Regions from separate parts of the Mus musculus genome. Here region 2 is linked to region 1. A link is a loop called in an ENCODE intact Hi-C map of the cell type or tissue named here. Cell type or tissue: heart. All regions are shown on one strand. Links, peaks and the distances in the headings refer to the core of each region. The heading gives the core; the rest is flanking DNA.

Region 1 (11,895 bases), core at 2,358-10,357:
CCCCTAGTAACAACACACAGGTACAATCAGTGCCACTTGGTCCTGTAGGAAGACGACTGTCATGAGTTCAAGGCCAGTCCAGGCTTACAAGATGAGCTGGACATAATGGCACACACCTTTAATCCCAGCACTTGGGAGGCAGACACAGGAGGAGCTCTGCTAGTTTGAGCCCAGTCTGGTCTACATGGTGAGTTTTAGAGACGATCAGGACTATGTAAAGAGAGCTTGTCTCAAAAAAACCAAAGAAGATAAAATAATAAAAATTTAAACGATAAAGCCTAGGAAGTGAGATTGTTCAGTCTGATGGCCTGACCCCAATGCCTGGGACTCACATGCTGCAAGGAGAGAAATAATTCCCAAAAGTTGTCCTGTGACTTCCACATGCATGCTGTGGCCTCCCCTGACCCTACCACACACACACACACACACACACACACACACACACACACACAGAGAGAGAGAGAGAGAGAGAGAGAGAGGAGCACGCATGCGTATAAACACATACACGCACAAATCTATAAACATATAAACAAACCTTTTGAAGAGGGCCTGTCAGCAAGATGTCTCAGGTGTGAGAGCACTTGCTACACAAGCCTTCTGACCACCTGAGCGTGGACCCTGAACTCTCCGGAGACATCACGTGGAGCGGGGTTTCGGCAACGACCCTATGGTGTCTACTGCACGATGGCGCAGTCCTGTGTCCTTCTTTGTGAGGAAGACACTACCCTTTTGGTTAATTAAGCCCCTGGCTGGTATTCTGGCTACTACAGCCAAACAAAATAATGAAGAATTCCAGAGCCAAAGCAGATATCCAAGCAGACGGAGATGAGTTCTAACTGTGAGAACTGCAGCATACAAGAGTAGAGAAGCCAAGGCCTTGCCATCGTGAGGTGTCCCGGGACATACAGCAGTGGGAAAGGTTCAAAGGCTCAGATGTTAGTGGCTTTTAAATAAGTGTTTGTTACAGTTTTCCTCTTAACCCAACTAGCTCTCAAATGATTAAGACTGGATTATTATATTTAACAAGCTTGAAGGGCACAACAACTGAGCAGTGGTATTCCACTTTAATCCTCTAAACTAAGAATCTGTACCTCCCAGCCAGAATCCCAGAGATACCTGCTGGCTCTCTGGGCTCCAAGGGTTTTCTCACCGTGTCTCCGAGACTCTCTCTCTCCTTGTCCAGTCCCCACTTCTTTCTCCATCCCTCCTCTCCTGGCTGGGAGGGAAGTTCAGCCCTATTGGCTGATCAGCTCTTATTGACAAGTCAGAGAATAAATGGGAAGCGAAGCCCACACAGCATTGAGGCAGGAGACACTTAGAATAAGCATTCCAATACCCTGTCTGCATTGCAACCAGACACTGAGGCAGAGACATCGGCATTTGAATATAAAGATAATTTTTACAGAGTATGCACGTAACATTGTGCCTATACTCAGGAGCCGCGCAGGTTTGACGATGGCTACAGAAGGACCGGAAATGCTGGAGGACTCCCACCCCTTCCCCACCCAAGCCCCTGACCCGACTCGGGAGCTGGCCCTTCTGCCCAGGCCTGTACATTTTGCATGGTACTCTCATACTGAATGAGACACTTACTGGACAGAGTCCAGGAGAACAGGGAGAGGAGCCGGCAGGGGACTGGGACGCTCTGACTGTGCCACCCTCTCGCTCACTGCCTTTTAGCCAACCAACAGATATTTCAGTGTCTCATGTGGCTCCAAGTATTCTAGGTGCTGGGGGTGACATAGAAGGGAGCACGCAATGTCCCACCACTAACCTCGCTTATATGTTTAGCTGAACAGACAAAATCTCTAATGATCAGTACAGAAGAGAAAGGCAGGAAGGGATAGAAAGCAGGAATTACATTCAAAAATAGCAATACTACTGAGCAGGCTGGGAGAGATTCCATTCGGCCTTGGGTTTTTTTGTTGTTTTTCTGTTTTGTTTTTGCTTATTTCTTTCATTTTCAAAAAATGTTGTCATGTGTCAATTACGGTACTGTTATGAACTTATTAGATATGAACACGTCCACGCCCCTGTGTATGTCCACCTGTGACTGATGCGGGACTATGGCTCCACAGCCAGACTGAGGTGTCTGGGACACAGAAGAACCCTCTCAGCCCAGAACTTCTTCAAGCAGGGCCAAGAAGGGCCAATGCCACCAGCTCTGGGTATTGTCAGCAACACCTCCCGGGCTGCCCACGGCTATCTAGGACTGGGTCCTAGAGATTGTAGAGTCTCCTCTGGCATGGGGAGCTAGGTGGGGGACAGGGCAGAGTGACAGTGGCTCTCCATCTGCTGCCCCACCCTAGCATCTCTGTGGCACGATCCCACTCCCTGCAGAGTCACACTGGGTGGGGTCGGGTGGGCTCAGGTGGGGTGGGGTCTGGTGGGCTTTTTCCAGCCTGACGAAGCAGGAGCAATGGGGGCTGGGGCTGGGACCATTCCTGGGTAGTTAGGAAAGAAGAGATGTGACCCTGAGCCTCCATAGCTGAGGACAGGGTGCAGACGGCAGCTCGGCCGGAAGTGAGTGGCAGGGGTCGCCCGGTGCTCCACCTCACATCCTGTTTTCAGAATGTGGGGTTCCAGCACGTGCTATTCTCTTGGATTTTATCCAGGGTAGCGCCCCCACACCCAGGCCTATTTCTAAGGGACCCTGCAGGAGGATGGAAACGTTCAGGGGCACACCCAAGCTGGAGTTAACCAAAAGTTTTTCCAGGCTGGGCTAGACCCCTGACTGAGCCAATCAGTAGAGAACACATTTCCCATTAGGGACCCACTGTTAACAGACAGAAACCCATGCAGGTCTTTGTACTGACTGGGGGAGAAAATATCACGGAGTACGTGAGGACTAATGACCTATCCCTTCATAGGAGTACGCACAGCCCACCTCAGTGCTGAGACCCTCAGCCCCACGCAAGACCCCACCCAGGTATAGAGAGGTGGCAGTTTTCCCTCGCAAGCTGTGAGGGAGCATGCGCTCCAGAACCATTGAGGCCAAGAGTGAGTTCATGGTCCGCCTTTCACTGACTGCGCATGTGTGACTCTCTAAGCCTCGGTTTCCCCGGCTGTAAGGCTGTAAATAGTGCCGGGGTAGCTGAAGACTGAATGAGTGGGTGACTGAGGTAGACAGAAGGGAGAAAAACACCATCTTAAATCGGGAGTCCCTCTTCCTGGCCCACTCGGGTCCCCGTGGATTGTCTATCATGGTCCCGCATCTCCCCGCACCTAGACTGGTAGACAAAGCTCCATATTAGAAAATCCTTGGCAGAAGCTTTTCTCACTGCTGTTGACCTTATGAGGTGCCACACACCTCACGGTAAACCTAGACATTGCTGAGTAGGAAAGACCAGAGCTTTGGCTTAACCACGGTAGCCAGCTATCTCCACATCTTCCTGATGCCCTCACGGAGTATTTCCAAGCACTGGGTTTGGGGTTTCTGTAACACAGCTGAGACCTGGTCATTAAGATGGGCGACTATGACGGGTGTGGTGATGCATACTTAATGTCCTGCACTTGGGAGGCTGAGGCAGGAGGATCATTTACTTCAAGGGCAGCCTGGCCTATACGGTAAGGTCCTGGCCAGCTTGAACTACACAGCGAGACTCTGTCTCGGAACAAAGTAAGAATCTTAGAGTTTAGCTGGCTCAGGTGACAGACCAAGAGATCTTAGCCCAAGTGACCTACATGGCTCATCCAAGGTCCAATAGTGGCAGAACCAAAAGCCCCCCCCCCCCAAAGCCATATTTGTTGTCCCCTAAAAGCCGAAGTTATCTCCCTCTGGCCCACAAGACCCTTCAAAAATGGGGTCAGTTGGTTGTGGTGGACCTAGTCTTCAGTTTGAGGAGTCTGCCAGGAGATAGGGTTCCCATGATTGATCTCTCTGGCTCCCTCAATTAAAAAAAAAAATGTAGCTCTAGTTAGCCTCCGTCCATCGCCAGATGGAGACATGGCTATGGGATGGGCATGGGGGGTAAGGGATGGAAAGAGAAGGCAGGAAGGACCCAACAAGGGGTGTGGCCCTGGATCTATTTCCAGGGTGGAGCCGGACCACAGGTCACCCTGTCCCTTTAAGAGAAGGGGGAGAGCTAGCCCCTCTCAGCCATACTTGTCCTATCATCCATCCCGGCCAAAGCCAAAAAGGAAAATGAAAGAGGGACCCAGAGGGACAGGTCCCAGCTGTCTCTCAAGGTCCTCCGCTCAGCTCTAAGGCCCAGGTCCCGGGGTAAGTGGGGTTGGGGACATCTAGAGGCCACTAAGGGTCTACAGGGACGGGACGTGGTGTATTCTGTGTGTCTGGGGAGGCTTACAAGAGATGCTTGATAATTGCTATCAGAGAGGAGTCGAGGGGGCTGTGCCCGGTCTCCTTGGCTGAGGTTGGTGAGGAAGGGAAGATTGAGGGCGGGCGAGAGATCCTAAGTTGGAAAAACAGGCTTCTGTGTCAGCTTCCAACCCCAAAAGGCGTTCCCTGCTGCGAGGTGAGAGAGAAAGGAGACAGTGGGGGCTCACCCGGCCTGGCCCTCCCCTTGCTCCCAGGGGTCTCAAACAGAAGGAACGTAGAATTCTAGACTCCAGTAGCCGCTCTTGCTCCTGGCACAAAAAGCCAGGCCAGCAAGGTTGGCCCTGAAGAAGAACCTAGAATCTGGGGAACCTTAGGGTCTCCCTAGCCAAGCAGGCCCAGGCCAGGTGTGCGGGGAAATCCCTCCTCAGCACCCCTCTATGCCCATATGAAGGAATCCCATAGCTGAGGATGGACTATCCTCACACTCTGACATTAACTCATTAAACCCCAGAAAATATTCTTTCCCTGGCGCCCTCCGAGATTGTTGAGGGACGGGGGTGGGGGTGGGGGTGGGGGGTGGCGGGGGACAGGGGGTATTCAGCCCGCCCCAGCCTGTGACTACCCCCTTTCCTCGTCCCCAGCGTCATGGGGGAGTGGGCGTTCCTAGGCTCCCTGCTGGACGCGGTGCAGCTACAGTCGCCGCTCGTGGGTCGTCTCTGGCTGGTGATCATGCTGATCTTCCGCATCCTGGTGCTGGCCACGGTGGGAGGTGCGGTGTTCGAGGACGAGCAGGAGGAGTTCGTGTGTAACACGTTGCAGCCCGGCTGTCGCCAGACCTGCTACGATCGCGCCTTCCCGGTGTCCCACTACCGCTTCTGGCTCTTCCACATCCTGCTGCTGTCGGCGCCGCCGGTGCTGTTCGTCATCTACTCCATGCACCAGGCCAGCAAGGAGGCGGGTGGTGCGCAGCTGGCCCCGCCGTGCGCGCGCGGGCGTGCCGAGGCGCCGTGCTCCCCGTGCGCCCTGCGCGCTCGCCGCGCGCGCCGCTGCTACCTGCTGAGCGTGGCTCTGCGCCTGCTCGCCGAGCTGGCTTTCCTGGGCGGCCAGGCGCTGCTCTACGGCTTCCGCGTGGACCCGCACTACGCGTGCGCCGGGCCACCTTGTCCGCACACGGTCGACTGTTTCGTGAGCCGGCCCACCGAGAAGACCGTCTTCGTGGTCTTCTACTTCGCCGTCGGGCTGCTGTCGGCGCTGCTCAGCGTGGCGGAGCTGGGTCACCTGCTCTGGAAGGGTCGCCAGCGCGCCAAGCTGCTCCCGCCGCCGCCGCCGTCGCCCTCTTTGCCATCGCAGCGCGGGGACCCCGACCCTTTCGGCCCGCCAGCCTACGCGCACCGCTCACCGGCAGGCGACAGCGAGGGCGAAGGCGGCAGCGGCCACAGCAAAGCGTCGCTGGCTACCGTGCGCCAGGACCTGGCCATCTAGCGGCGAGATCGGAGGCTGGATATCAGCACCCGGGTCCTTGGAGGCAGAAGGCTTTGCTTCTGAAAGACTGCGTAGGACCCTGCCTGAGCAGAAGATGAGCAGAGGGGACCGCCAGGGTTCGGGTGGGGGAGGTGTCGCACTTCCTAGTGCTGGTTACGGCAGCCGTGTTAAATCAGGGAGGCTCCTCGGTGCTGTGATCCCTGCGGAAAGGGAGGACGCCAAGGGCTCCCCTGAGAGGCGGCAAACCGGCCGTGGGTGACCTGATTGTTGCACCGGGGACAAAAATCAACAGTGATGGCAACATTCCCAGGTTCCCTGCTAATTCAGAGAAGAGTGGTTTTCCGTGAGCGCTCTGCACACACTCTCTCTGGACACACTCAGATGGGTTGGCTGCTCAAGCATAGTAAACCTCTATGAGCTGTGTGTATTTGCATGTGTATGCTTGTGAGGGTCCGCACATGCGTGTGTCCACACGTATACATCTCCCAAGTGACAGGCGATAGAGACCTGGGTTCATGCCTGCGTGCACAGAAATGTACATGTATGTCCTTGAAGGCTCTGTGTGGATGCATGTACGCATGCGTCCTGTGTTAGCTCTGTATACACACCTATACACACGTACATTCTGTGTGTGCATCCGCCACCACTGTCAGTCACTAACCCAGCCACCTATGAGGCAACTCTGTCCCCAACAGGAACTGACAGCAAACAGTCCTGTTCAGTCAGATGTGTTCTGGGCCCAGTGGCCAGGCAGGGTAGCCCAGTGGCTAGGCAGGGTAGCTAAGCTCCACCTTGGAGGCTGACTGGGACTGGGGTGGGGCTCGACTTGAAACAGTGCTGTGCTTTCGGCTTACTTCATCTCTGGTCCCACCTGCCATTGTTCCCTGTAATCTATAAATGTGACTGACTCCTACCAATCGTCAAGGAAAGCTGCCCTTCAAAGAGAGGTGTTTCTGGGTCCCCATTCCCTTGCAACTAGCCTAGACTTTTTGTTTTTGTTTTTCGAGACAGGGTTTCTCTGTGTAGCCCTGGCTGTCCTGGAACTCACTTTGTAGACCAGGTTGGCCTCGAACTCAGAAATCCACCTGCCTCTGCCTCCCGAGTGCTGGGATCAAAGGTGTGCGCCACCGACTTTTTTTTTTTCCAAAGAGATGCCACATGGCTCTGTCACCCTTTTCGTTCTGTCCTCTCACCTGTGTTCCTCCTTTGTCACCTGTGTGGCCATCCTGAATACCCTCACTAGGACCAAGTGATTAAGCCCTGACAGAGCAGGCCTGGCTGCCTTCCCCTGCACCCCTGGCTCTGTCAGATCCACTGCCCAGGCCCTGCCGTTAGCCACCATACCCCAAACAGCTCGTTCTCCCCCACACCAGCCTTCCTCTGGCCTTTGTATGCCCTGGGAGCTTTCTACATAGCCTTATTGGCCATAGGGGAATTCCCTGTTCTTGGGGTACAACCAGCCTTTTCCCCAGGCTTGCTGCACACTAGGCTCCCCTTAGTTGGGCCTCCACCCCTACCTTGCCATCCGTCAAACCAGCCTGAAGTTTCTGTCCCCGGCAAGCATGCCCACTTGGTATGCCAGTTTTAGACATGCTGTTGGGTGCAGTCTTACTTTCTGAAGGCCTGCCCCCCCCCCATTGCCTGCCTTTGTCTTTTGGTCTCATTTGAAGAAAATGTGCCTCAAGGCATGGCTTTCTCTGCCCTGAGCTACAGTCAGGCACCCTGTGTTCCAGCCTCGTACCATCTGGGCATGACATATAGTGTTTTGGGCTCCATCACTCCATCACCATGCTGAAGCCCACGCCCGCACTCCCAGTGGACGAGTCTGGTTCTCGGATGTCGGGTCGAAAGCCTGGAACCCTCCACTCAAGCATACTCGTGGATGTCCAGCTGCCTTCCAAAGACAGTCACTCAACAATAGCGGTTCAAGATCACTCACATTCAATACAGTTGCACATGAGACACAATGTAATATTTAGGTTTGATTTTGATTTCTGAGATAGGATTTTTGGGGTTTTGTGTTTTGTTTTGTTTTGTTTTTGTTTTGTTTGAGATAGATACATAGCCCTGGCTGGCTAGGAACTCAATTTGAGGCTGACCTCAAATTCAGTGACTTCAGAGACTGTCCCTGGCTCCCACTGCCAGGATTAAAAGCACACATCCATACTTACAATGTAATTTCCAATTTTCATTCAACCACATTAAAAAAGCAAACGGACACAGGCAAGATTAATGTAAGTAGTGTTGTTTTCTTTAACCTACCTTATCCAAAACAGTCCCGCTTGAGCGCATCGTCCGTCAGTGTCTGCAAGGATCAAGGAGATATTTCCCATTCTTTTTCTCACACCAACCTAGAGTGTACTGTACACATAAGGTACATGCCAGTTCAAACCAGCCCAGTCTGCAGACACGGGTGTGGCTGGCTGGCACATGCAGCCCAGATCCAGATGTTGGGCACCTACATCTACAGGCTGGCACTTCTGTCCTCATAGAGTTTGCATTTTGGTGGGAAAGACATCAGAAAAGATAAGGGGAGAGCGATGTTCCTGAGGAGGTGACACTTAAGGGACCAGTCATGAAGCCGTTTCCAAGAAAAGCATTCAGGTATTCAGGTAGCCAGTGCCAAACCTCGAGGTGGAGGTGTGCCAAAGCCAACAGAGAGACTAGTGTGGCTGGAGTTGATCGAACATGGATGGATGTGGTAAGGAGTGGCCAGCAACTTAGAAACAGTCCATCAGATCTTTTTTTTTTTTTTTTTTTTTTGGTTTTTCGAGACAGGGTTTCTCTGTGCAGCCCTGGCTGTCCTGGAACTCACTCTGTAGACCAGGCTGGCCTCAAACTCAGAAATCCGCCTGCCTCTGCCTCCCAAGTGTGGTCCACTCCCTTACTGGCGCACCTCCACCTGGTGGGACCACCTCTGCCAGCTGTTGTCCAAGCATCTGCAGCTTGTTTTCTGTAAGACACCAGTCACCTACACCTCTCTCATCAGCATCTCCTGTGTCTGGTGTTCTCCGCCCCTGCAGCAGCTGCCCAGGATCGTCTGTTGCCTAGAGCTGCCCACAGCCTCTGCTCCTGCCCTAGATAGCGCCTTTTGAACTTAGCCTTGCCAGCATAAATCTCCCTTCAGGGCTGAATGCTGCTTCTGTCACCCTTGTCCCAGCCTCTGCAGCCGCACCTTCTCCATAGTCACTCACAACCAGATGTGAGCTGCTGACAAATTCTGATCACAACAAGCCACCTAATTATCCCCACACCCCACACAGTTAGTGTCCCGAAGGAAGGGGACTCATCTGGCATAGATTCCCGAGTCTCCATAGGGAAACGCTTCTGACTTGGTCCATTACTGATCTTCCGAGTCCCTCTGTCCTCTGTTTGCGGAAGGAAGATGAGTTTTGGCACGACAAGAGCTCAGCTAGGGGTGTGTCTGCCTCCAGGCGACATTCCCATAGCCTCCGAGGAGGCATTATGGGAATCCAAAGTGTAGAGGCTGCAGGCGGAGTGCAGTTTGGTGGAGTGCTTGCTGAGAGGGAAACCATGGGCTCGATCCCCAGGCACGGGGAGGTGGAGGCAGGAGGATCAGAAATGCTGGGTTATATCCTTGATTATATAGTGAATCCAGGGCCATCCTGGGATACCCGAGACCCTGTCCAAAAAACAGAGGGTTGAGTAGGCTGGAGTGAACTACGTGTGGCGGCATACAACTGTAATCTCAGATTCTAAGAGGCTGAGGCAGGAGAATCTCAAAATTCCAGGCTTGCTCGAGCTACAGAGCAAGACCAACAGAGATGAAGAATGTTGTTAATCATTGTGAGCACCCAGGATAAACTCTCACAGGACAGGAAAAAAAAAATACTAACAATAAATTTTTTAAAAAATCCCACTCAAAATGTCACCACTAGACCTGGGTTACATAAAAAGACAGACAATGTCTTAAAAAATAAAACAGGTCAGGTGTGAGCGTGCTCCCTTTTAATCCCAGAACTTGGGAGGCACAGCGAGAGGAGCTCTGTGAGGAGCACCAAACGTAGCATCTAAACAAGTCAGGACTCCATCGCAAAACCCTGTCTCAAAAACAGAAAAATCTGGAGAAACTGCTTCACAGCAACGAACTGTGGAACAGGAAAGACAGCTCAGGCCCAGCAAGTCACCACAGGGAAGACACTCCGCCAAGAGGGGCCTCACCAACACACGGGCCTCTTTTAGGTTGTTGTCAAAATGTCCTGTTAGCATTTTGTGGAAAGGGACAATGAACCTCAAGATAGCTCGCCAAAGCTTATCTGTAAAGTTCCAGAGGCTGGAGGGATGGTGTAGCCTGTGGTAAAGCGATTGGCCTGAGGGCAGGAGAACCGAGATCAGATCTTTAGCATCCACCTAAAAACAATGGGCCCATTGATGCAAATGCAGGGGTATAGAGGCAGTGGAGTCCTGTGGCTTGCTGGCCAGCCCGTCCAGGTCCAGCCACGTTTGTGAACTCCAGGCTCAGTGAGAGACCCTGCCTAAAAGATACTGTAGGCTCAGGTCAAGCCAGCCACAGTGAATGGGAAAGGGGGTCACCAAGCCCCACCCCAACTGCGGAGCTACTGGCAGTTGCTAGCTCCTCGGAGAGGGAGTGAGTTTTCTTCAGGGATGATCTAGCAGGTGGCCCTATACCTATGGGTGCATAGGCAGCACCAAGTAGACTCAGTGGGTTTTTAAATAGGGCACATGAGGCTGGAGAGATGGGTCAGTAGTTAAGAACATGAGTTGTTCTTCCAAAGGACCAAGGTTCAAATCCCAGCACCCACATAGCAGTTCACAACTGTTCCAGGGGTTCTGATACCCTCACACAGACGTACATGGAGGCAGAATACTAATGGAAATAAAATATAAAAAAATTAAAAGGGCACATGAAGTTGTTGGGGGCACTGGCGAGGGGGCAGAAGTGGGGGAGTGGGGATGGAGGTGTATTTGATCAAATTCAGTATATGCAAGTATAAAATCTCAAAAAATAGGTAGCTGAAGAATTTCAAATATACACAAAATCATCACACAAACTTTCAAAAAAAATTTTTTTAAAGATTTATTTCACGTATTTGAGTACTGTGACACTGTCTTCAGACACACCAGAAGAGGGCGTCAGATCTCATTACAGATGGTTGTGAGCCACCATGTGGTTGTTGGGATTGAACTCACGACCTCTGGAAGAGCAGTCAGGGCTCTTAACCGCTGAACCATCGCTCCAGCCCCTCAAAGTATTTTACTACATATCTGTGTGCACACGTGTATGTGTGTCCACAGTATGAATATGGAGGTCAGAGAACAGCTTGTGGAAGTTGGTTTTCTGCTCACACGGGTCCTGGGGATCAGCCTCAGGGTGTCAGGTTTGCTGGCAAGCTCCTTTCCTGCTCTGCCATGTCACCCAGGCCTCACACAACTTAGTGTCCTATTGGACGTTTGTTCACACAGTCAAGAGCCACTTGGAGGGCCCAGAGAGATGGCTGAGCAGTTTAGAAGGCATACTGTTCTCCCAGAGGGCTTGAGCTCAGTTCCCAGCACCCCATGTCAGGTGATTCCATCTCCAGGGAACCCACCATCCTCTTAGAGTCTGTGGGTATCTATCTGCAAGCACACAGAAACATGAATTGTACAAAGTTGTCAGTTCACCTATTTTGTGTATGAAACAATGTTTCCCCCTTTTTGTCTCTGGACCTTAGATAGGTCAGTTTGTACCTCCACCCTCTCTTTAGTTTCCCTATTTCTTGTTTGTTCTGTGCTGGGGACAGACCTCAGGACCTGCATATGCTGAACAAGTACTCACTTGCTTGAACCACTGCTAACCCAGAACCCTTCCTCAGTTGAGTTTCTTTTCTCCTCCTGTCTCTCTCTCTCAACAGGGTATCTCTGTGTGTAACCCTGGCTGTCCTGGAACTCAATCTATATACCAGACTGGCCTCAAACTCAGAGATCTGCCTGCCTCAGCCTCCCTCTTCTGGAGTGCCTGAAGAGAGTGGCAGTGTGCTCACATACATCAAATAAAGAAATGAATTAAAAAAAAGATTTATTTATTATATGTAAGTACACTGTAGCTGTCTTCAGACACCCAGAAGAGGGTGTCAGATCTTATTATGGATGGTTGTGAGCCATCTCTCCAGCCT
Region 2 (11,895 bases), core at 283-8,282, 79 kb before region 1:
CATTTCTGGTCCATGCCAGCCCTACCTCTCCAGCATTCTTAGACAAGTTAAAAAAAAAAAAAAAAAGTGTGTGTGGGCTGGAGAGATGGCTCAGTGGTTAAGTGTTGACTGCTCTTCCAGAGGTCATGAGTTCAATTCCCAGCAATCACATGGTGGCTCACAGCCATCTGTAATGAGATTTGATGTCCTTCCTCTTCTGATGTGTTTGAAGACAGCTACAGTGTACTCACACATATAAAATGAATAATTTTAAAAAAAAGTGTGTGTATGAAGCAGGGGTATGAAAACATGTGTTACATTCAATGTGGCTACATAAGAAAACGTGCTGCATTCAGCATGATTACATGAGAAAACATGTATTGTGTTCAATGTGGCTATATATAAAGTTCACCAAGGAGCAGATGAAAGAAGCCCAGGGCCATCAGGACCTTCGGTACCTGGTCAGGAATGTCTAGAGAATGTTCTTTGTTTGTTTGTTTGTTTGTTTGTTCATTTATTTGTTTTTCTTTTACAAAATGGCTCAGCAATTAACATTAGCTATTCCTTTGGCAGTGGGTGGTGTTATATTTTTGGTTTTCGAGACAGGGTTTTTCTGTGTAGCCCTGGCTGGCCTGGAAACCAGGCTGGCCTCGAAATCAAAGATCCACCTGCCTTTGCCTCCCGAGTACTGGGATTAAAGGCGTCCACTACCACTGCCCAACAAGCACTGGCTGCTCTTGCAGAAAACCCAAGTTTTATACCCAACATCCATGTGGCAGCTTAAGACCATGTTCAACGCCAGTTCCAGGGCATCTGACACCATCTTCTGACCTCCAAAGAAACTAGACACACATGCAGGACATTCATATACACACAAGCCAAAATTAAAAATAATGATAATAAAATAAATGAAGTTAGCTTCAGGACCACTGTGTACTGGTGAACTGGTTGTGCAATGCACAGCTATCAAGATAACTCACTTGGACTTCACTCTAGAGGTAATGACGGTGGCGAGACATCAAAGGGCTTTTCCACTAAGAGGAATTGGTCAGATCTGGGCTTTTGAAGTATGGTTGTGGGGCAGGAGATGGGATCTGAGCCTGGGGCTAGGAGGAATGTGAGGAGTGAGGAATCTGAGGACTTGGAGTTCAGAGCAGGACAAGAAACACCTCAGCAGAGAGGGGCTGTAACCCTGCTTGATCTGGGTCCCTGCTTCTCTAGGAATCTAAGAGGACCTTGTGAGAAAAAAGCCAGACTGGAGATCCCATCTCCTTCAGCACAGGTTCGTGTGACAAATACCGCACTGTGGGGCCTCAGAGATTAGATACTTACTTCCTTTAAGGCTAGGTGTAGAGATCAGAGCACAGCATGGCAGGCCCTGCTGGAAGCACTCTCTGCTTCACAAACAGCCATGGCCTCCCTGGGTGCTCACACAGGTTTACCCCAGAGATTGCATGGCAGGAAGAAAATTCCCCGCTTCTTAGAAAGCATCAGTCCAGGCGGGCGGTTCACACTGAGAGGCAGGAACAGGAGGATCAATGGCCATCTGGCCAGCCAGGGATGCATAGTGAGAGGCTGCAGCTCACAGCCCAAAAGATACAATGTGCTGAGCTATCTTATAAGGAGTGAAAAAAAGGGGGGAACCCTGGGGACCCTCTCTGTCTCCAGCCCTGAGCTGATCAGGACACTGGGGAAACACACCCCTTCTATTTCTGGTGCACCTCCCCCTCTGCAAGCCGCTCTAGGAGCTACACAAACTGTTATTCCTTGACGGAACACATGAACACACACCCTCCCACCACACTCTCCTTAAGACCCATCAGGGCCCAGGACAGGAGTAGACAGGAGAAGGAACCCCCCGCCGCCCCGTCCTGCTGTCTTACCTGCCCACAGTACTCAGCTGTCGCCTTTGTTGTTCATTTATTCATTCAGCAAAAATTCACTGAGTATTTACTGTGTGCCAGGCTCAGGACACCCAAAGGAAAACAAATAAGAGCTCACAAGTTGTAGAGAAACAGAAAAGTAAATATTTGAAAAAAATCACAGAAGACGGGGTGGTGACACATAGCTTTAATCCCAACACTCAGGAGGCAGAAGCAGGTGGATCTCTGAGTTGGAGGCCAGCCTGGTCAACAGAGCAAGTTCAAGGACAGCCAGGGCTACACAGAGAACCACTGTCTGAGAAAACAAAACAAAACAAAAACAAGCAAACAAAATGGAGAAGGCTGCACATGGGTGGTGGCCGGCGCCTAGAATCAACACTCAGGAGTTCAAAGAAAGAGGGTTACCTTAACTAGTTAAAGGTCAGCCTGGGCTACATAGTAAGTTCCAGACTAGCCTGAGCTACTGAGACCTTGTCAAAAGAAGAAAGGGAGGGAACAAAACAAAAAGAAAAGGAATAAAAGAAAAGGTGAGGGAAGATACTGTACACGGACTGGCAGGGGAGCTGCCAAAGGAGGTGCCACTGGCCTGAAGGTTGATGCGCTGATGATTAAAGAAGTGATTCGGGTTGAGGGAGCAGCATGTGCCAAGGCCCTGGGGCTGGCATGAGTGGTAGTACTAAATAGGCTGGAGAACAGGGTATGGAAAACCCAGAACAGTCAGTGGGCGGCCGCTGAGGATGGAAAGCAAGGGCAAAGGTAATTCTCCCCACCCCCCAACCTCCCTCCTCTGCTCCCGAGCCTAGAATATCACAGCCTGGCCCCAGGGACCTCCCAGGTGCTCACACATCCAAGCCTCTCACTTGGGGTCACGGGCTCTTCTACGTGCCTCTCCATCCATCTTCCCAAGTGACTATCCCGACAGCTTTGTCTCTCAAATGCCTGAATGTCCCTGTTTATCCAGGTGCCTGAAGATTCCCCTCTCCAACCTCAAGGTGAATTGTTGGGGTAAGAACACTGTCCTCATTCGTCACGTGCTTCTGCCTGTGGCTCAGACAAGCAGGTGTCCCGTCAAGGCCTGCCCGTACCCCACCCTCATGCGTCTTTGCACGTAGGCTGCTCCCAGACCTGGTCTTCTTGGCTACCCACCCAGCCAGAGCTGGCCCTGCTCTACCTACCCACGCTCAGCTGTCTCTTCTCTGATGTGACACAGCCCCACTCTCCCCAAAGTTGCCGTGTTCCCCACAACTCCATCATCTGTACAGAGTAGGGTTGGAAGTGACCCTGCCTCAGCCTGCCAGGCCTTTTTCTTTCTTAGAGCCCCAAGGACAGTCCCCATGAAAAAGGACAAGGGCTGTTTGCATTCTGGTGGGCAACCTTGCCTGACCACTCACTGTCAGGGGTGGGTGGGAGCATCTTCAGTACTTTCTTTCTTTTTTAAATATTTCTTCATTCTCTCTCTTTTTTAAATTTATTTATTTTATGTATGTGAGTACACTGTCACTGCCTCAGACACACCAGAAGAGGGCATCAGATCCCATGATACATGGTTGTGAGCCATCATGTGGTTTCTGGGAATTGAACTCAGGACCTCTGGAAGAGCAGGCAGTGCTCTTAACCCGTTGAACCATCTCTCCAGCCCTCTTCAGTATTTTCAAGGCCCCAACTTATATACATTTTTATTTGTTTGTTTTTGTTTTTCCAGATAGGGTCTCACTAATGTAGCCCTGGCTGTCCTGGAACTTGCTATGTAGACCAGGCTGGTCTCAAACTCACAGACATCCTCCTGCTTCTGTCTTCTGAGTGTTGGGACTAAAGGCGTGCACCAACATGTAAGCCCCTATGTGCCTAGCATTTAAGAGTCACCAGCTCCTAAGTTCATTCTCTCTTTTAGGGATAAGCAACTGGGGCAGGCTACAGAGGCTCCTACAGACCCCACTGTAGGGCTCTTGAGAAAGAGATGGTCACAGACCCAGGGAGCATGGGTTCCAGTTGGCCTGGCCTGACCCCTGGCACAACTGCAGACCAGGCCAGGGTCACCAAGCAGTCACATGTCACATTGAATGAGAAGCCTTCAGCTATGGCTGAGAAATGAAGTCGGAAAACAAGTCGGCCAAAAGCGATTGGACTTCTCTCTTTATTTAAAAAAAAAAGTTTTGAAGGGGGAAAAAAATACCCTATTGTCCAACTAACCTTCCACGATGCTGGAAAATTGCATTGATTTCCTGAGCAGTCTGGTCTAATTTCCCCTGGGTGGAGAAAGGCCCCCTGCTCCCCTCTCTCCCATCTCCTCTAGCTTGGAAGATCTGGCTCAAACACCAGGAGGAAGAAACAACCAAAGATTCCCCCACCTGACCCCTGACTGCGCATGCCTGCCTGCCTGCCAGCACCCAAGCCTGCCTTGGGCAGCCCCCAGCAGCTGCTGTGGGCCAGGCCAGCAGTTCTGCAACCTCACCTCACTCTCCCAGCAACCTGTGTGTGTGGGTTGAGCAGCTTGTCTTAGCTTGTTCACAACCCAGCTGGGTCACCTCAGTCTCAGGGACCAAGGACAAGCGGATAGATGGAAGCAACCCCTCTAAAGCATTCGTTGGTGTAGCTGCCAGGCTTCTAAGGCGGCCCTCTGCAGCTGGGGGAAGCTACCAGGCCCCAGTGCCCTGCGTAAGAACCTCTCTGCCAAAGCCAAGGCAGTCAAAGTTAAAGAGGATGATCTTGAAGCCACACCAAGGAACCAGGGAACAGGCGTGGTCAGTCCTTACTTAGCAACCTGCAGCAGAGCTGTGCCTCAGGGGTGGGGTGTGAGGTGCTGCTCCTGGAAGGAAGGACTGACTGCTCCTTCAAGCCTCCACAGAAGATGTTCACAGCTGCACCTCTTGCACCCAATACTGCTGTCTACCAGCTAACAGAAACACTTCTGGGTCACCAGGGAAAGCCGTTCTTTCTCCCTGCCCCGACTTCCCTTAGGTGTCTCCTGCCATTCCTGAGCACTGACTTTTCAGACAGGTCTCCAATCACCATGACAAATGGTGACAACAGGGAGAGCAGGTTCCCAGGTCCCAGAGGAACACAAGTAAGGAGGTTGGAGATGGGAAACCTAATAGGGAAGTTAAGATTCCCTTCTTGGGGGTTCTTAGTCTCCTTGATAAAAGAATTCAGGAATGGACTCAAACAGAAGCTCAAGGACAATTTTATAAGCAATTCCAAAGAAAAATGTCCAGGGCTGACAAGCTGTAAACTTCAACAGCTGCCCAGGGAATGGAGGAGAGAAGGGGGGAAAAGCCATGCCCTTTAAGCTAGCCCTAGAGGTCAGACACACAGCAGACATGCAGGCTCAGGGTGAGAATGGAGACTTCAGAGGAAGAGTAAAGAAGCCCAAAAGTATGGTCAAAACCCCAAGTGTTAAGGAAAGCAAGCTTGGGAAGGGGATAACATGAAGAACAGGAGAAAAAGCAGGCAGACCAGCAAGAACACATGGCCACAGACCAGAGAGTGATTGTGCTGCGGCAGGGCTTCTGGGAAGGAAACACAGAGCATCTCACTAAAGGACTAATTATTCCGCCCCTTGTTGGTTGTAAGTGAAGTCATGAGCTGTAGGCTGGCCTCAAGTTTCTGATCCCCCTGTTTCAGCTTCCCTGGAATTACAAGGCAAGGGCTGCCATTCCCAAGGTGCCTTTATTTCAGTTCTGACAGCTTCCTCCCTTGTCTCTGAACAAGATTCTCTGAAGACAATTGCTGATCAACCAGCCATTTTGTTCTCTGTTTGTCCCATGATGTGAGACACTAGGACAGCACCCCCAGGACACGTGAAATACCTAACCTCGGTTGCTTAAAGTGATCCTAAAGGATCACTCCTCAGCCTCTGTTACTTACCGTCCCCCAACCTGGGATCAAAATCCCCACGCCACGTCTCTATAGAACACTACAGACACCTATATGTTTTTAACGACACAACTACCAGCTGAAGACAACAGCTAGTTACACATCTTTTCAAAAACACAACCAACAAGGGGCTGGAGAGATGGCTCCATGGTTCAGAGCACCGATTGTTCCTCCGGAGGACCCAGGTTTAAGTCTCAGCACCCACAAGGTGACCTAGGTTCAATTCCCAGCATCCATAAGATGGCTCGTAACCGCTACTAACCCTAGTTCCAGGCCTTTGTAGGTTCCAGGAACTTGAATAGTGCTCAGACATACATACAGGGAAGACACACACTTACATAAAACAAGAGAGAAGAAGGAGGAGGAGGAGGAGGAGGAGGGGGAGGGAGGGAGAAGAAGGAGGAGGAGGAAGAGGAGGAGGAGAAAGAGGAAGAGGAGGAGGAGAAAGAGGAGGAGGAGGAGGAGGAAGAGGAGGAGGAGGAAGAGGAGGAGGAGGAGGAGGAAGAGGAGGAGGAGGAGGAGGAGGAGGAGGAGGAGGAGGAGGAGAAGAAGAAGAAGAAGAAGAAGAAGAAGAAGAAGAAGAAGAAGAAGAAGAAGAAGAAGAAGAAGAAGAAGAACTATTTTGAAAATTAACTATGAGGATTTACAAGCATCTAATACCTATCACTCCTTAGAGGGCTTACATAGTTGTGGGTTTGTTTGTTTGTTTGTTTGTTTGTTTGTTTGTTTGTTTGTTTTAGACAGGGTTTCTCTGCGTGGTGTTGTCTAGAACTCCCTATGTAGACCAGGCTGGCCTCGAACTCACAGAGATCCATTTGAACGCTTACATAGTCTAAGAGGCATCTGTACACAGAGTCAATGTCAGCAACAGTTAGCTTCATGGTTATGTACAAAACATATATAGAAGTTACTTCTTTTGCAGAGGATGGGGAGTGGGGTCTCATTTTGTAGTCCTGGCTGTCCTGGAACTCATTATGTAAACCAGGCTGGACTTGAACTCACAGAGATCTCCCTGCTTCTGCTGGAATTAAAGGCACACAGCACCACTCCCTGCCAGAAGCAATTTCTAAAGGAAAATTTAGAATCTTTGGCTTAGAAGAACAAGTCTATAGCTCTGTCTTATTATCGTGATGGAACACCATGACCAAAGTCACTTGGGGAATTAATGGTTTATTTGGCTTATTCTTCACATCACACAGTTCATCATCAAAGAAGTCAGGACCAGAACTCAAGCAGGGCAGGAACATGGAGTCAGGAGCTGATACAGAGACCATGGAGCTTGCTGGCTTGCTCCCTGGGCTTGTCAGCCATCTTTCTTATAGAACCCAGGACTACTAACCTAGGAATGGCCCCACCCATAACGATCTGGGCCCTCCTCCATCAATTACAATGCTCTAGAGCTTGCCTACAATCTGATTTTATAGAGGCATTTTCTCAATTGAGGTTCCCTTCTCTCTGATGCCTCTAGCTTGTGTCAGGTCGACATAAAACTAGCCAGTACACATGCCAACCACCAAATTCTGAATTCCCTTATAAACTTAGGGAATGCTGCTAGCTATTGTAAATAGATTGTGCACAAGTGTGTCTTCTATGTGCAATAGCAAAATGTTTGTTTTGCCAGGGTAAACAGGTAAAAGGCAGCCGATGGCCCTGAAGAGGACAGAGGAGACAGTGTCCCTGGACTAGAGTGACTCCAGAAGCTGATGGGAACTTCCATCTTGACTCCCACCCCAGGCCCAACCCCCTTCAAGTGGTAGGCACCGCAAAATTATGTCTCTGTCCCTTTGTGGTTGCCAAACTTGGGGTCACAACTTGTGCTGTGGTCACCTATCCTCCATAAGCCAGTTACAAGAGCCAGGAAGAAGAACAAAGAGATGCTGAGAACTCCCCCAAGTCTGTCTTCCAAGGACCTCAAGTGAGATTACAGTTTAAGTAGAGAGCCAAAGATAGGCACATGCAAGCTGTCCTGGCCAGGGTGTGGTTCTGCTCACCAGTAAGTGATCCTTGTTGGGGCTTCAGTCTCTTTCTGTAAGGAGGTCTGACAAGTCCTTGGAACTGTGTGAAGTCTCTCTCCGAAAGTCAAGTTCCCTCTCTGGGTGGAACCTTTCCCTTTTCCCCAGCCGAATGTTTCTGGAGAACATCCTATTGCTTTGGAGTCCATTGTCCAATTAAGAGACAGAAGTATCTTTTTTAGAATATCTTCATTTCTGCTAGATTTGTTATAAAAGGTCTCACCAGACCAACGTCTCAGGGATGTTGAGTGTGGTGGTTTGAATATGCTTGGCCCAAGGAGTGGCACTATTAGGAGGTGTGGCCTTGTCAGAGGAAGTATGTCACTCTGGAGATGGGCTTTGAGACCCTCCTCCTAGCCATGTGGGAGGCAGTCTTCTCCTGTTTACCTTGGAACAACATGTAGAACCCTCAGCAACATGTAGAATCCTCCAGCACCGTGCCTGCCTGGATGCTGCCTTGCTCCCACCTCGACGATAATAGACTAAACCTCAGAGCCTGTAAGCCAGACCCAATGAAATGCTGTCCTTATAGGAGTTGCCTTGGTCGTGGTGTCTGTTCACAGCAATTAAGACCCTAACCAAAACAGTGAATAACCTGGTTTGTCCGATTCCGGAGTCTGACTCCAAAGCTGTCCCCAGAAAGTCACCAAAGGTCAGTTCTGGTTTCCAACCCTCACTACACAGCCCCAACTTCTCTCTAGGCCCAGGATCCAATGATATCAGCTTAGGAGGGTGGGGGGAGAAACAATGGAACATCTGTGGTCATGGCTGGGTGCCAAGATCCTAATCCTAGCATCTGGGCCTCAACTTTCCCATCCATAGAGCCTGGGCTGTCTATAACTGAGTTGAACAGTGGTACAGTGATTTCCCAACCTCCTGTTCCTGTCATCCTGAGTGCATCTAGAGCCTCTCCCCCTTGGCTTGGGTGGTCTTTAGGAAGAGGGTTCTGGCCCCAGTTTCAGAATTTAGAGTTGGGAAAGGGACCAAGAGAATGAGTGGATGGAGCCAGCTGTGGAAGCCGCTAATCTCCATTCTTTTTCCCCCCCAGCTCCACCCCAGGGGACCACACTGCCGCCTCCGCTGAAAGCAATTTGTCATGCCCTGAATTAAGTGATTCCAACAAGGGCTTAATTTCAGTTTAATGGCTCTGTTTTTATGTGTAATTAAATACCATTGCATGGTGAAAATATGTTGTTTGCACTTTAGAGACTGTGTAAGGGCCTGGGAAGCCAGACCCTTGGAGTTTAGACTCACAGGCTCCCGCAGCCTGGCTGGGATTCGTCTACATGGGGGTTGAGAGGTGACCTCAAGACCCCGAGGAAAGAAGGAAAGGGGAGTGGTGGTCTTTCTGGCGCCTGCCACTCAGGGGAGTGTGTTTCTAATTATCTGCATAACCCCCTCCCCTTCTACCCTCTGACCTCAACCCTCCCCAACCCCTGGGGCCTCAGACAGAATGGGCAGGATCTAATTAGATCCCTGGCTGATGACTGAGGTGCTCTCGGTCCCCCACAATGTGTGTGCCCAAAGGCTGGTAGCTTTTCCTTCCTCCTGTGTTTACAACTGCCCCTCCCCTCTCACCTTCCTCTCAGCTGCTCCTGGCTTCCCAAAACCTTCAATCCACATCCCTACCCTCTCCTCCATCAGAGGTGGCGTTATCTATCACAAGGGCCTGAAACACGGTGGGAATTTCTTCAGCTAGGAATGTTTTTTTTTGGGGGGGGGGCGGTCATTTGCCAAACAACCACATGCCTTCCAGGAAGGGGAACTTTGCTGGTGCCCAAGTCCTTGCACAGGTCATGACAATCCTGGAGCAGCTTGGTGGCAGAGGGCCAAAGGGCTGGGATGATAGGCTTTTTCTGGAAGGAGCTAGGGAATGGCAGAAGCTAAACCTCAGGGCTTTTCTAGATGGTAAGGCAGAAGGCTGACCCACCCTCAGCAGATCAAGGTTTGATGTCCACTGAGTGATGGGAATGGGAACTAAATGCCAGCGCATGGATGAGCCAAGAGACCCCCACCCCCGTAGAAGGAAATAACTTTTTTGCATATATTTTTATGTGTTTGTGTGTATAAGCGAGAGACAGAGATTGGGACTGTAGTGTGTGAGCGTGCATACGCCACTGTGTGCCTGTGGAGATCAGAAGACAACTTGCAGGAGTTGATACTCTCCCTCTGCCATGTCGGTCCCGGGAACTGAACTCCGGTCTTCAGGCTTGGTGGCAAGTGCCCTTACCCACTGAGCCACTTTGCTAGTCCAGAAAGAATAAATTTCTTGTGGTGGCAGAACAGAGCAGAGAAGACAGGACCTCAGTTCTCAGGATATACAAGTCTGGTCCTTGCCATCTCCCTCCTAAGCTGCCAGTCCTAGGACCATAGGGACATTCAGGGACATGTGGAGGCCAGGACAGGAGGGCACCTCTGACTCTGGGAATGTCATGCAAACGCAGTGTTGCTTTTCTTTTCTTTGACATAAGTCAACCTACACAGAAGAGGAAGGGTGATTGTGTGAAATGTGAAACCCCTCCAAAGCACGCTGTTACCTGGCGCTGGACAGCTTTCTTCAAAGCCTACGGTTTACTCCCTAAAATAAAGATCCACTCAATGTGGGCTGGAGAGATGCCTGCTCTTCCGGAGGTCCTGAGTTCAATTCCCAGCAACCACATGGTTGCTCGCAACCATCTCTAATGGGTTCTGATGCCCTCTTCTAATGTGTCTGAAGATAGCGACAGTGTACTCACATAAATAAAATCTGCCAGGCAGTGGTGGTGCACATCTTTAATCCCAGCACTCGGGAGGCTTTCAGAGTTTGAAGCCAGCCTGGTCTACAGAGTGAGTTCCAGGCCAGCCAGGGTTACACAGAGAAACCTTGTCTCAAAAAACAAAAAACAGGGGCTGGAGAGATGGCTCAGCGGTTAAGAGCACTGACTGCTCTTCCAGAGGTCCTGAGTTCAAATCCCAGCAACCACATGGTGGCACACAACCATCCGTAACAAGATCTGGCGCCCTCTTCTGGAGTGTCTGAAGACAGCTACAGTGTACTTACATATAATAAATATTTTTTTAAAAATTAAAAAAACAACAAAACAAAAAACAACCCCCCCCAAAAAAACCCAAAAAACAAAAAGCATATACTCCACAGTTCAGGAATCACTAAGCCACAATCACACACACACACACACACACACACACACAGAGTACATACAGACATGAGCCTCTGTATGTGTTAATAAGCTTGGCTCTGCTTTTTTTTTTTTCTCCAGAGGGGCTAAAGAAGCAGGGGTTCGAAGGTGTGCCTTAGGGAAAGAAATATGCCCTTGGCCAAGAAACCCGAAAGTTAATCTTGAGGCTACACCACCCCACTACCTCAACATGCCTTGGCCTGGGCCCCAAAAGGAGCCGGCCAGGGGCTGAAGGGACCATTCTTAACCTTATTCTCTCCTGCTGCAGGCAAAAGCCAAGCTAGAGGCCTCTGTAGAAAGTCCAGGTAAGTAAGGAAGTTGGAAGCTAGTGAAGTCAGGAGCCTGTGAGTCTCTGGATCAGGGAGGGGACTGGAGGACAAGGACAGGGACAAGCCACTATTCCTCAAGGGGCAAGAGACTCAATACAGAGTCTCTAGGCCACTTTTGACCTCCAGGGAGAGACTTTCATCTGATATTATCAGCACACACACACACACACACACACACACACGCACACGCACACGCACACGCACGCACGCATGCACGCAAACTACACCAGAGAGAGAGAGGGAGAGAGAGAGAGAGAGAGAGAGAGAGGGAGGGAGGGAGGGAGGAAGAGAAGAGAAGAGAAGAGAAGAGAAGAGAAGAGAAGAGAAGAGAAGAGAAGAGAAGAGAAGAGAAGAGAAGAGAAGAGAAGAGAAGAGACAGGAAGGAGAGGGAGAGGAGAGGGAGAGAGCACCAGTGAGCACCAGGTGACACATGCACACACGCCCACCCGTGTGGAAGCAGAAGCCATGGAAACGTGTCTATGAATCCAACAAGTCCCAAAGTGCAGGCTGACACTGAGAGCTTAAAGTCAAAGGTTCTCATCCAACCAGGCTCTCAGAATTCAGCGTTGGTGCACGCCCATCCCCCAGTCAAGAACAGAAACACTGGCGCTGTGGGGCTTGCTGCGCTTACCACCACTGTCCA

The links. A loop is a pair of places that touch in the nucleus more often than their neighbours do. Peaks named below come from ENCODE experiments on the same cell type or tissue, not always from the same donor. Only the 100,000 strongest peaks of a DNase experiment are listed, where the experiment ranks them.
Region 2: it touches region 1 in a loop (2.8-fold over the local background); 2 of 42 quality-filtered maps call a loop at or near these places.

What each region holds. Positions count from the first base shown.
Region 1 is chr11:98,976,046-98,987,940 of GRCm38, reverse strand. Gjd3 (gap junction protein, delta 3) reads left to right here and starts at 4,921. Exons shown (of 1, transcript NM_178596.3): 1 at 4,921-7,994. The coding sequence starts at 4,925. The coding sequence ends at 5,761. In heart, for the core only: a CTCF peak has its summit at 5,755; DNase peaks (open chromatin) are centred at 4,190, 5,180 and 5,830; H3K4me3 peaks cover 2,450 bases; H3K27ac peaks cover 2,881 bases; H3K27me3 peaks cover 3,731 bases.
Region 2 is chr11:99,053,002-99,064,896 of GRCm38, reverse strand. No RefSeq gene overlaps it. Among named protein-coding and RNA genes, the nearest start is that of Igfbp4, 18 kb to the right of the region's middle. In heart, for the core only: a CTCF peak has its summit at 3,396 (motif pointing right); a DNase peak (open chromatin) is centred at 4,286; H3K27ac peaks cover 1,365 bases.